Regions from separate parts of the Mus musculus genome. Here region 1 is linked to region 2. Evidence: chromatin loops called from intact Hi-C (ENCODE). Cell type or tissue: gastrocnemius. All regions are shown on one strand. Each heading gives the region's core, and the rest is flanking DNA. Links, peaks and the distances in the headings are about the cores only. Region 1 overlaps 1500004A13Rik (RIKEN cDNA 1500004A13 gene). Region 2 holds the start of Gm40091 (a long non-coding RNA gene).

The links. Hi-C counts contacts between places; a loop is a spot of excess contacts. Peaks named below come from ENCODE experiments on the same cell type or tissue, not always from the same donor. Only the 100,000 strongest peaks of a DNase experiment are listed, where the experiment ranks them.
Region 1: it touches region 2 in a loop (8-fold over the local background); 18 of 42 quality-filtered maps call a loop at or near these places.

The regions. Positions count from the first base shown.
Region 1 is chr3:88,822,948-88,828,316 of GRCm38, reverse strand. The region is part of intron 1 of 1500004A13Rik (RIKEN cDNA 1500004A13 gene); the gene reads left to right. It also overlaps the pseudogene 5830417I10Rik. Among named protein-coding and RNA genes, the nearest start is that of 1500004A13Rik, 6.9 kb to the left of the region's middle. In gastrocnemius, for the core only: a CTCF peak has its summit at 2,396; no DNase peak of the experiment used is centred there.
Region 2 is chr3:88,894,431-88,899,799 of GRCm38, reverse strand. Gon4l (gon-4-like (C.elegans)) reads right to left here. Exons shown (of 33, transcript NM_001242372.1): 21 at 5,242-5,358; 22 at 3,229-4,980; 23 at 1,440-1,695; 24 at 726-910. It overlaps Gm40091 (a long non-coding RNA gene), which reads left to right and starts at 43. Exons shown (of 2, transcript XR_867449.3): 1 at 43-128. In gastrocnemius, for the core only: no CTCF peak of the experiment used is centred there; no DNase peak of the experiment used is centred there.

The DNA of each region.
Region 1 (5,369 bases), core at 180-5,179, 71 kb after region 2:
GAGAGAGCCAGGGCTACACAGCAAAAACACATCTTAAATTTTTTTTTTATTTTATGTATATGAGTACACTGTAGCTGTACAGATAGTTGTGAGCCTTCATCTGATTGTTGGGAATTGAATTTAGGACCTCTGCTCGCTCCAGTCAACCCCACTTGCTCAGTCCCTGCTCACTCCAGCCCAAAGATTTATTTATTATTATAAATGAGTACACTGTAGCAGTCTCCAGATGCCCCAGAAGAGGGTATCAGATCTCATTACAGGTGGTTGTGAGCCACCATGTGGTTGCTGGGATTTGAACTCAGGACCTTCAGAAGAGCAGTCAGTGCTCTTAGCTGCTGAGCCATCTCTCCAACCGCAGCCTCCACCACCACCACCACCACTAATACTACCAAACCAAACTTTTCATTAGAGCAAGGAAGAGGCCTTGAATTCACCATCTGCTGTTTCTAGTTCAAGTTCTTGGCTTTTGGGGACAGAGGGAACAATACTGAAATGGATGCGAAGGTAGGGCAGAGGTGGGATGGCAGTGAGCAAGTAAGGAAGCCTCCTTGGTCCTCCAGAACCATGACACTGCCTGTCTTCTCTCTACCTATCCTTGTTGTCTCTGTAACAGTCGATACATTGTACGTAGCAGTAGGTTCCCTCAGTGACACAACACCATAGAGCCAAAGAACTGTGCAAACAGATGTCTCCCAGTCTTGGCTTTTAGACTTCATTTTCAAATTACGCTAAAAAAAAATATCTGTCTTGGGCCAGCAAGGTAGCTAAGGGGGGGTGGGGGGCGCGCTTGCTGCCAAGCCTGATTGATGAGCTATGTTCCAGCTATGAGACTTCCACCAGCTATGCCTGGGGGAAGGAGAGAATGGACTCCAGAACCTTATCCTCTGCCTTCCTCTCCCCCCTCGCCACCCCCGAGTGAGTGTACGTGCCGTCGAACACATTGCACACACACACTTATCTACGAGGTGTGGTGGCTCACATCTGTAATCCCAGCACTTGGGAGACTGAGACCTAATGTTTCCCTTGGTAGTTCCCTTCTGCCCTCTTCTCAGTCAGTCAGTCAGTCAGTCAGTCAATGTTCACCTTCACTAAACAATAGCAAACAATCTGCAAGAAAGCTCCTGACTGGGCAGTGGAGAGCCTTGTCTTCATATTGGAGCCATTCTGATTGGCCACACAGTTGTTTACACACAGACTTATTTAGCTTTTGTTAAATGTCAGAAACTCAGGTTTGCGAACAAGCAGGATGGGATTCTTGCCTCCTAACTTCTCCCTAAAAACAGTTATCTTACCGAGTGATATAAACAGGAGTATGGATAAGACATGGGCCTGCACATCATGTTTTCAAGTGTTAATAATGGCCTTTCTCCTTACCTATATTCCTTCAAAATGAAGACTGTTTATTTCCGACTGGTTCTCAGCTTTCACCGAGTGGTGAAATATTGAGATAGAAAGGATTTCAGAGTTATGACACCCTGGGGAGGCAGCGGCAGGCAGATCTTTCCAAGTTTAAGGCCAGTCAGAGTTTCAGAGTGAGACCTAGTTTTGTTTTTATGGGTGTTTTGCCTGCAAGTATGCCTGTGCACCAATAGTTACATGCCCATAGAAACCAGGAAAGACCATCACATCTCAGGCTTCTTGGAGCACAGTGGTTGAGAACGCCTTTAATCCCAGCACTTGGGAGGCAGAGACAGATGGATTTCTGAGTTCCAAGGCCAGCCTAGTCTACAGAATGAATTCCAGGACAGCCAGGGCTAAACAGAGAAACTCTGTCTCAAAAAAAAAAAAAAAAAAAGATTTATTTATTTTTTTATGTGTCTGAAGTCAGCTACAGTGTACTTATGTATAATAATGAATAAATCTTTAAAAAAAAAAAACTTGATTCGAGGCCAGTCTGGTCTACAAGTGAGTTCCAGGACAGCCAGGGCTATACAGAGAAACCCTGTCTCAAAAAAACCAGAAAAAAAAAGTAGGTATAATTTTTTTGTCAAAGATTTATTATATACACAGTGTTCTGACTGCAAATCAAAAGAGGGCACCAGATCTCATTGAGGATGGTTGTGAGCCACAACGTCGTTGCTGGGATTTGAGCACAGGACCTTTCCATGAGCAGTGAGTGATTTCAACCTCTGAGCCATCTCTCCAGCTCATATAAATCTTTAAGAGAGAGAAAAACAGGCTGGGTGTGGTAGCACATGTCTTTCATTCTGGCACTCAGGAAGCAGAAACAGATATCTGTAACTTCATAGAAATTTGATGCCAGCCTGGTCTACATACATAGTTCTAGGGCATCCCAGTATGAATAATGCTTAGAAAAAAACAAAACCAGACCCAAGATTTGTTTTGCAGCAATATATTGGTAGCACTAGAATAGAGCTATAAGCACTACACACCACTCACCATTAGAGGGACCCCTATAATCAGACACACACCTTCAATCCCAGCACTTGAGGGGCAGAGGCAGGAGGATCTCTGTGCAGCCTCACCTAAACAATGAGTTCCAGGCCAACAGGGGCTACCTAGAAAGTCCATATATTTTAAAAAAATTTTTAAATGTACTTTTCAGAAGGGAGGGCAGAGTGTGACGTATCAAGATCTCCACTTGTACTACAGATAAAACCCTGTAAACAAACGGGAAAACTGGAACTGTCTTGATTGGCTGCATTTGAGCCCCTCTGCCTCTGCCCCGGAGTCAGCTGTAAAGTCTTTGCCCGTCAAAGTGGACTTACGAGTCCACACGACAGGGCTTGCTCAGGCAGCAGGAAAGCAGCAAAGTCCTTCAAGAGCTGAGGCCAGTCTTGGAGAAGGGTTTGCAAGCTTTTGAAGAGATCCACAGCGCTGTGCATTTGGGTGCTTGACTCAAATTCATAGATGATCTGAAGGAAATCTTCGTATTTGCCAGGGGTGTGCTGGAGAGCTTCGCGTACCTACAAGGAATACTTGCACTGGTCAGCATCCTTCTGTGGGCCTGCAATCCTAACCGACAAGGGCACAGAAGGCAGCTGTGCTCACACGGCTCTGAGAGCTCCCTTCACAGGCACTCCTCTGACCCAAGGAGTAACAACACACAGAACAAGCAGCAAGGCACAACTCCTTTCCTCGGAGGGGCAACTGGACAGCCTTTAACCCTTTAAAAACCAGGGACTGATTTTCACGGGTTCTGACTTCAGCACTGCATCATCCAGGTAAGGCATATGGATATGAATTCTAAGACACGTCATACCAAGGTACAGAATACACAAACTTAGAATGTTACTAAAACAATAACAGAAGGAAAAAGTCATGCCTACCCCTCGGAGGGCCTCCCTTTGCTGAGTTAACTAAGGAGGAAGCGGCACAGTGTGCCTAGACACGCAAGACCGAGGTTCGCTCCTGAGCCCAGCTCTCCCAGCCTGCACACCCTGAGTGCTCAGTGAAGGTCCTATGTCAGCCCAATCTGGGAAGTCACAACTTGCCATTGAGGGGGGCAATAGCCTAATCTCTGCGTGAAAGAGAGGTGAGATGAGTGAGGGTAGGGGCACCGATGACCAAGCCACACGTCTCCTGCCGGTTGTTAGAGAACGCAGCGGCAGACACAAAGTCTACTGTGCACCTAGAGAAAAGACTTAGTTTTTGGTTGTGCTGGGGCTGACCCAGCCTTGCCCATGCTAGAATGCTAGACAAGTACTCTGCTGCTAAGCTACCTCCACCCCCACCCCCAGCCCCAATCATGTTTAAAGCTTCTTCCTCCAAAGCAGCAGCTACAAATGCGCAGACTGACAGGAATGGCAGCAGTTGCCTACCCTGGTGAGATAAGCCTGTGCGAACGCCAGGTCCTTCTGCTCCCTGAGTGGGTCCCGGTCGAGAATGTCCTCATCATACAGCAACAGCAGCTTGGAGGTGTCCTTGCTGGCCCGAGCCCGACTTCCCCGTTTGTTTCGAGCCCGATGACTGCTCCGTCCCTTTCCAGCAGCTTTGATGCTCTCCCCTTGGAGTAGTGAAAAAGATTCCTTCTCAATCCCTGAAACTGTGCTATCCAGCGTAAAGGCCACCCCGTGCACTCCGACTAATATCACGGCACAGCTAGGGAAGAATAGCTAGGTCAGCAGCAGAGCCAGCCTCCAGGACAGCACCAGCACTGCGCAGTGCACCACACGCCCTTCAACAGTGTCCGGGACGCAAGCTGACCAGGAGTTCTGCAGCTGAGAAAGGAGTCCAAGGCTGGGAAGGGGGAGAGGTGGCCTAACAGAAATACCACCTGAGCTACCTAAAAACGACAGAAGAGAAGTTGAAGGAGGAACATGAAGGCCAAACAGCTCTTAGCCTCAGGCACACAAGAGGCAAGCCTCAGGCACACAAGAGGCAAGAACCACGGAAAAAACACAGGGCAACCTAGTGTAAACCGGGTGTTGATGAGGATTTAAGGCTCTGCAGAGGGGCGGTTCTCGTCTGTCTGGGGAAGGAAGAGAAGCTCCAGGTGACAAAGCGCACTCTGCACTCTGTCTCTGGGCAATGCAGCTTGGAGAGCTGCTGCACTTACCTGCGGGGGCTATGCTGGTCTCTATTTCTGGAGCAGTCTGAGGTGAGGCCAAGGTAGAAGGGGGTTTCTTGGCAGCATCTCCAACGGCTTCATCGTTCACTTCATCCTCTTTTTGCAAGGTTTCCATTCCTTCTGCCTCTTCTTCCTCCTCTTCTTCTGGCTCAGAGTTCTCCTCCTGGGAGTTCTCTTCCTCAGACTCACCCTCCTGACTCATCCTCCTTTCAGATGCCAGCCAAGTCAGTTTCTCCATTGTTTCCTAAAAGCACCATTTTGTTGAGGTTTTGTCTGCTGCTATGCATGGAATGATAAAATGTGTACCAGAAGGTCTACTTATGAGTGATTTCTCCTGCATGCCATCTTTTGTTGTGCAAACCTTGTTCCTTAATTTAAAGATACTGGTTGAATAAAAATGGCTACAACCATTAGCAGAGGGATTAGACATGGGCAGGCTTTTTAGTTACCTGCTGGTGCATGGCAGAAAAGCCAAGACAAAGAAAATGAGGAAGAGGAGAGAGGAGCGGAACCATGAGCACACGGCCAAGAGAAACAGCAAGTCTTTGGGGAACACCGCGGGGCAGGCAGCCAGGCCAGCAGGTAGGAAAGTAGATTGGGGGGGACCCCAGTAATTATCAAAGCCAAATACACTAAACAAAGTCTGGGTCTCACTCTTTTGTAAGGAAGTCAGGATTGGATTAAACTGGTTGTACTACACCGAAAATGTTTCCAAGGGCTCCTTGCAGCTCCCAGAAGCTGAAGTACAGCAGCAGCAGCATAAGGCACAGAGGCAGAGCAGGGCCAACACTGAGAACCAGAGAAGCCTGAGGTCCTGAGGACAGCTTTGCTTAGCAAC
Region 2 (5,369 bases), core at 243-5,242:
GTAACAACACACAGAACAAACAGCAAGGCACAACTCCTTTCCTCGGAGGGGCAACTGGACAGCCTTTAACCCTTTAAAAACCAGGGACTGATTTTCACGGGTTCTGACTTCAGCACTGCATCATCCAGGTAAGGCATATGGATATGAATTCTAAGACACGTCATACCAAGGTACAGAATACACAAACTTAGAATGTTACTAAAACAATAACAGAAGGAAAAAGTCATGCCTACCCCTCGGAGGGCCTCCCTTTGCTGAGTTAACTAAGGAGGAAGCGGCACAGTGTGCCTAGACACGCAAGACCGAGGTTCGCTCCCGAGCCCAGCTCTCCCAGCCTGCACACCCTGAGTGTTCAGTGAAGGTCCTATGTCAGCCCAATCTGGGAAGTCACAACTTGCCATTGAGGGGGGCAATAGCCTAATCTCTGCGTGAAAGAGAGGTGAGATGAGTGAGGGTAGGGGCACCGATGACCAAGCCACACGTCTCCTGCCGGTTGTTAGAGAACGCAGTGGCAGACACAAAGTCTACTGTGCACCTAGAGAAAAGACTTAGTTTTTGGTTGTGCTGGGGCTGACCCAGTCTTGCCCATGCTAGAATGCTAGACAAGTACTCTGCTGCTAAGCTACCTCCACCCCCACCCCCAGCCCCAATCATGTTTAAAGCTTCTTCCTCCAAAGCAGCAGCTACAAATGCGCAGACTGACAGGAATGGCAGCAGTTGCCTACCCTGGTGAGATAAGCCTGTGCGAACGCCAGGTCCTTCTGCTCCCTGAGTGGGTCCCGGTCGAGAATGTCCTCATCATACAGCAACAGCAGCTTGGAGGTGTCCTTGCTGGCCCGAGCCCGACTTCCCCGTTTGTTTCGAGCCCGATGACTGCTCCGTCCCTTTCCAGCAGCTTTGATGCTCTCCCCTTGGAGTAGTGAAAAAGATTCCTTCTCAATCCCTGAAACTGTGCTATCCAGCGTAAAGGCCACCCCGTGCACTCCGACTAATATCACGGCACAGCTAGGGAAGAATAGCTAGGTCAGCAGCAGAGCCAGCCTCCAGGACAGCACCAGCACTGCGCAGTGCACCACACGCCCTTCAACAGTGTCCGGGACGCAAGCTGACCAGGAGTTCTGCAGCTGAGAAAGGAGTCCAAGGCTGGGAAGGGGGAGAGGTGGCCTAACAGAAATACCACCTGAGCTACCTAAAAACGACAGAAGAGAAGTTGAAGGAGGAACATGAAGGCCAAACAGCTCTTAGCCTCAGGCACACAAGAGGCAAGAACCACGGAAAAAACAAGGGCAACCTAGTGTAAACCGGGTGTTGATGAGGATTTAAGGCTCTGCAGAGGGGCGGTTCTCGTCTGTCTGGGGAAGGAAGAGAAGCTCCAGGTGACAAAGCGCACTCTGCACTCTGTCTCTGGGCAATGCAGCTTGGAGAGCTGCTGCACTTACCTGCGGGGGCTATGCTGGTCTCTATTTCTGGAGCAGTCTGAGGTGAGGCCAAGGTAGAAGGGGGTTTCTTGGCAGCATCTCCAACGGCTTCATCGTTCACTTCATCCTCTTTTTGCAAGGTTTCCATTCCTTCTGCCTCTTCTTCCTCCTCTTCTTCTGGCTCAGAGTTCTCCTCCTGGGAGTTCTCTTCCTCAGACTCACCCTCCTGACTCATCCTCCTTTCAGATGCCAGCCAAGTCAGTTTCTCCATTGTTTCCTAAAAGCACCATTTTGTTGAGGTTTTGTCTGCTGCTCTGCATTGTAATGATAAAATGTGTACCAGAAGGTCTACTTATGAGTGATTTCTCCTGCATGCCATCTTTTGTTGTGCAAACCTTGTTCCTTAATTTAAAGATACTGGTTGAATAAAAATGGCTACAACCATTAGCAGAGGGATTAGACATAGGCAGGCTTTTTAGTTACCTGCTGGTGCATGGCAGAAAAGCTAAGACAGAGAAAATGAGGAAGAGGAGAGAGGAGTGGAACCATGAGCACACGGCCAGGAGAAACAGCAAGTCTTTGGGGAACACCGCAGGGCAGGCAGCCAGGCCAGAGGCAAAGCAGGGCCAACACTGAGAACCAGAGAAGCCTGAGGTCCTGAGGACAGCTTTGCTTAGCAACTTTTTATACCTTCTCTTCTCCTTCTCCTCTATTTATTCCTTTGCTTCATCTCTGTATGGCTGGGGATTGAATCAGGGCCTTGCACATGTTAAGTACATGTGCTACGTTGGTTTGGTTTGGTTTGCTTTGGTTTTTAAAGACAAGATTTGCTTGGATGTCCTGGAACTAACTATATACACCAGGCTGGCCTGGAACGCAGAGATCTGCCTGCCTTTGCCTTGCAAGTGCTGGGACTTGGTGTGCAACACCATACCCGACAGGTACACTAGCTCTACTGTTTAGCTATTCCTCAATTCTTATGACTATTTAAAATTATTTTTAATTATTACTGTATCATTTTTAAGTTTTGCATGTGTGTAGATCTGTGCACCACATGCCTGCAAATGGCATCAAATTCCCTCCAACGGGAGTTACTATGGGTCAAGAGTAGCCATGTGGGTGCTGTGACTAAAACCTGCCATCTGATGGAAGAACAAGTGACCCTTAGTGAAGAGCCATCTCTCCAGCATTTATGGGCTATTATTTTAAAGTCACACTTGCTGATGGCTGTGTACAAGCCCCGAGGAACATGAATGCCATGGCACATGTGACGGGTCCCTGGAAAATTCATGATAGTCAGTCTCTATTATACCACGTGGTACCAGGGTGAGCGACAGGTAACTTTACCCATGGCGTCCTTGCCATGAAGAGTTTTTGTTTGCTTGCTTATTTGTTTGTTTTTGTGGCATGTAATGTATGTTCTAGGCAGTCAGTGAGGCGACTCAACAGGTATAGACACCTGCGATCGAGTCTGACCACAGAGCTCAGCTCCTGGGACCCACATGATGGAAGGAGATAGCCACGTGACCTGGTCCTTTGACCTCTGCACATGTCATCACATAGACTCACCATACAAATTAATGAATAGCGTAAAACATTTAAAAAAAAATTAAGTGTGCTCAAGTAACTCAAATTAACACTTCAATGAGTTCAATTCAAAGAACATGTCCCCTATACACAGCAATTCACACAGAGGTCAAAACTATGTTCCACAGATACTCAAAAGTCAAGTAAGGGTTTATGGCTATAATGTAATAGAGTAAGCATTGTACCAAGTCCCCATTCTACTTGGAGCCGCGCTGGCCCTTACCTGGAGCTCTGGGACAGAGAGCACAGACTCCTCAGAAGCTGATGACAGTTCATCTTCTTCATCTTGGGTGAGGTCATCAAAGTCCTCCTCCTCCTCTTCCTCAGGCCCGTCCTTCTCCCCTCCAGTGTCTGGTCCTGCTGGGGTTCCCACAGACTGGCCGTCAGCATTGGCCGAGTCCTCAAGCTTCCCTGGAGGACCGCTCAGCCCCCCGCCCTGGCCCATGGAGGACAGAGTGCTTTTTGGCAGTCCTCTGCTTGCATGACTACTTGTTCGTCCCTCAGCAGCAGCGTCTTGGGGCACAGAAGGGGATTTGGCAGCCTGCATGTCTTCCCTCTGCAGGACTGTCTGTTTGCTCATCTCACTGGCACTACTCGGCTTCTCCTGTGGGGACTCACTGTCTAATTCCATAGAGCATTCCTCTTTCACTTCCTCCCCAATGTCCTGCTTGGGAAAGTTGCTGGAGATTTCCACCATGCAATCTTGAGCTTCCATCTTGACCATATTTAATAAATCCTTCGATGAAGAGCTCAGAGAGTCCTGGAGATTCTGAGGCAATGGCTCCACAGCATGCCCACCATCTTCTGTTTTCACAACCGTCCAGCCACAGGCACTCTTTTCAGAAGAGCCTTCCTGGCTTTCTGTTTTGACAACAGCCCAGCTGCAGGCACTGGATTCAGAGAATGCTTCCTGGCTTCCCGTATCTGCTGAAGAATGCCAGGACTTGGGCTCCTCTTTGGAGAAGACAGTGGTACAGAGAGGAGTTAGCTCCTGGGGTTTTAATTTGGACTCAGGGTTCTGAGGAGCATTTTTCCCTTCAGCAACATCCAACTTCACTTGGGCCTTATCTTCAGGAATAGATGTCACAGGAAGAGTCAGAGGATTGCTGGAAACAATTAGGGGGGAGATGGAGGAGGCCACAAGGGGCTGGTTTAATGAACAGGGGAAAGTAGTGGGGTTGACAAGGAGAGTGGTGATAGGAATGGTCTGGGGACTTGGTGCCACAGCTGCACTAACAGGCTGGATCATGTTACAGCCACCACCAATGCTCACAACCTTTACTGTAGTGGCAGGAACTGTGAAGATGACGGGTGTCGGGTGGATGATGGGAGCAGGCTTCACACAGGGGGACACCTTGGCTCCTTTTCTTCTTGTGGGCTTCCGCCTCACATATGGCTTTCGAAATTTAGAAGGGGCCAGAGAGGGCAGCATTAATTTGGGTGCAGAGCAAGAAGGAGGTGCTGACTGAGTCTCAGACAAGGGGAAGGTGGTCCTGGCTTCAGACCCACAAGGCATAGCAGGCAGTGCTGTTGGAGACTCAAAACCATCTTCTCCACGAACCCCCACTGAAGGGAACCCTGGAAGTGTCTGTAAGACAGCGGCTGGCTGAATCAGATGAGGAATCTGGACCACTGTGTTGCTTGGAGGAACTTCTGACTGAGTTGGCCACGTTGCCATTTTCCCAGGGTTGAACACAGGCTGAACAGAGGGGCTGGGTTGGATAAGGAGGGGCTTCTGGACCAATGGCCGCTTCTGTCGCCAAGCCTTTCTGGAGAAACGCTTGGAACCCGGCTTCAGTTTGAGCACCACACCCTTGGGTAGCAGCAGTGGGTACTGAGGTTCATCTCCCAGGGCAGGGCTGGCTTTCTGTAAGTGCTGATCGGTGCTGCTCTCAGTGGCTGTGGTCACACTTCCTCCCTCTGTAGCGCCTTCGGATATGTTCCGCAGTTCATCCTGAATGGACTGTAGACTGGCCTGCAGGACAAGAACACTCTGCTCTAGAACACAGCAGACGTTAAGGGAAAGGAAAACTTAGCTTTCTGGATTCTGAGCACTACTGAAAGGGAGCCGCAACATAGGGTTCCAAGACGGGTATTTCTCTGCATCAATTTTCTAACACAAGAACATTTCAATTCTATAAACTCGTCCAGAATTTACATTGGGAAATTATCATGTAACTCCTACAGGAGCTGTCAGTGACTTTTGCCTCACACAGATTTTGAAGGAAGGCCTGACCTTTAACCAGAATGGAAGCCGGTGTTCTTCCTTCTCAAAAGGTGGCTTCCACTGATGTGGCTGGATCTCTTCACAGCACCTCACCAGAACTGGCAGCTGTTTGGTCTTCTTATAAAACTAAACATGAA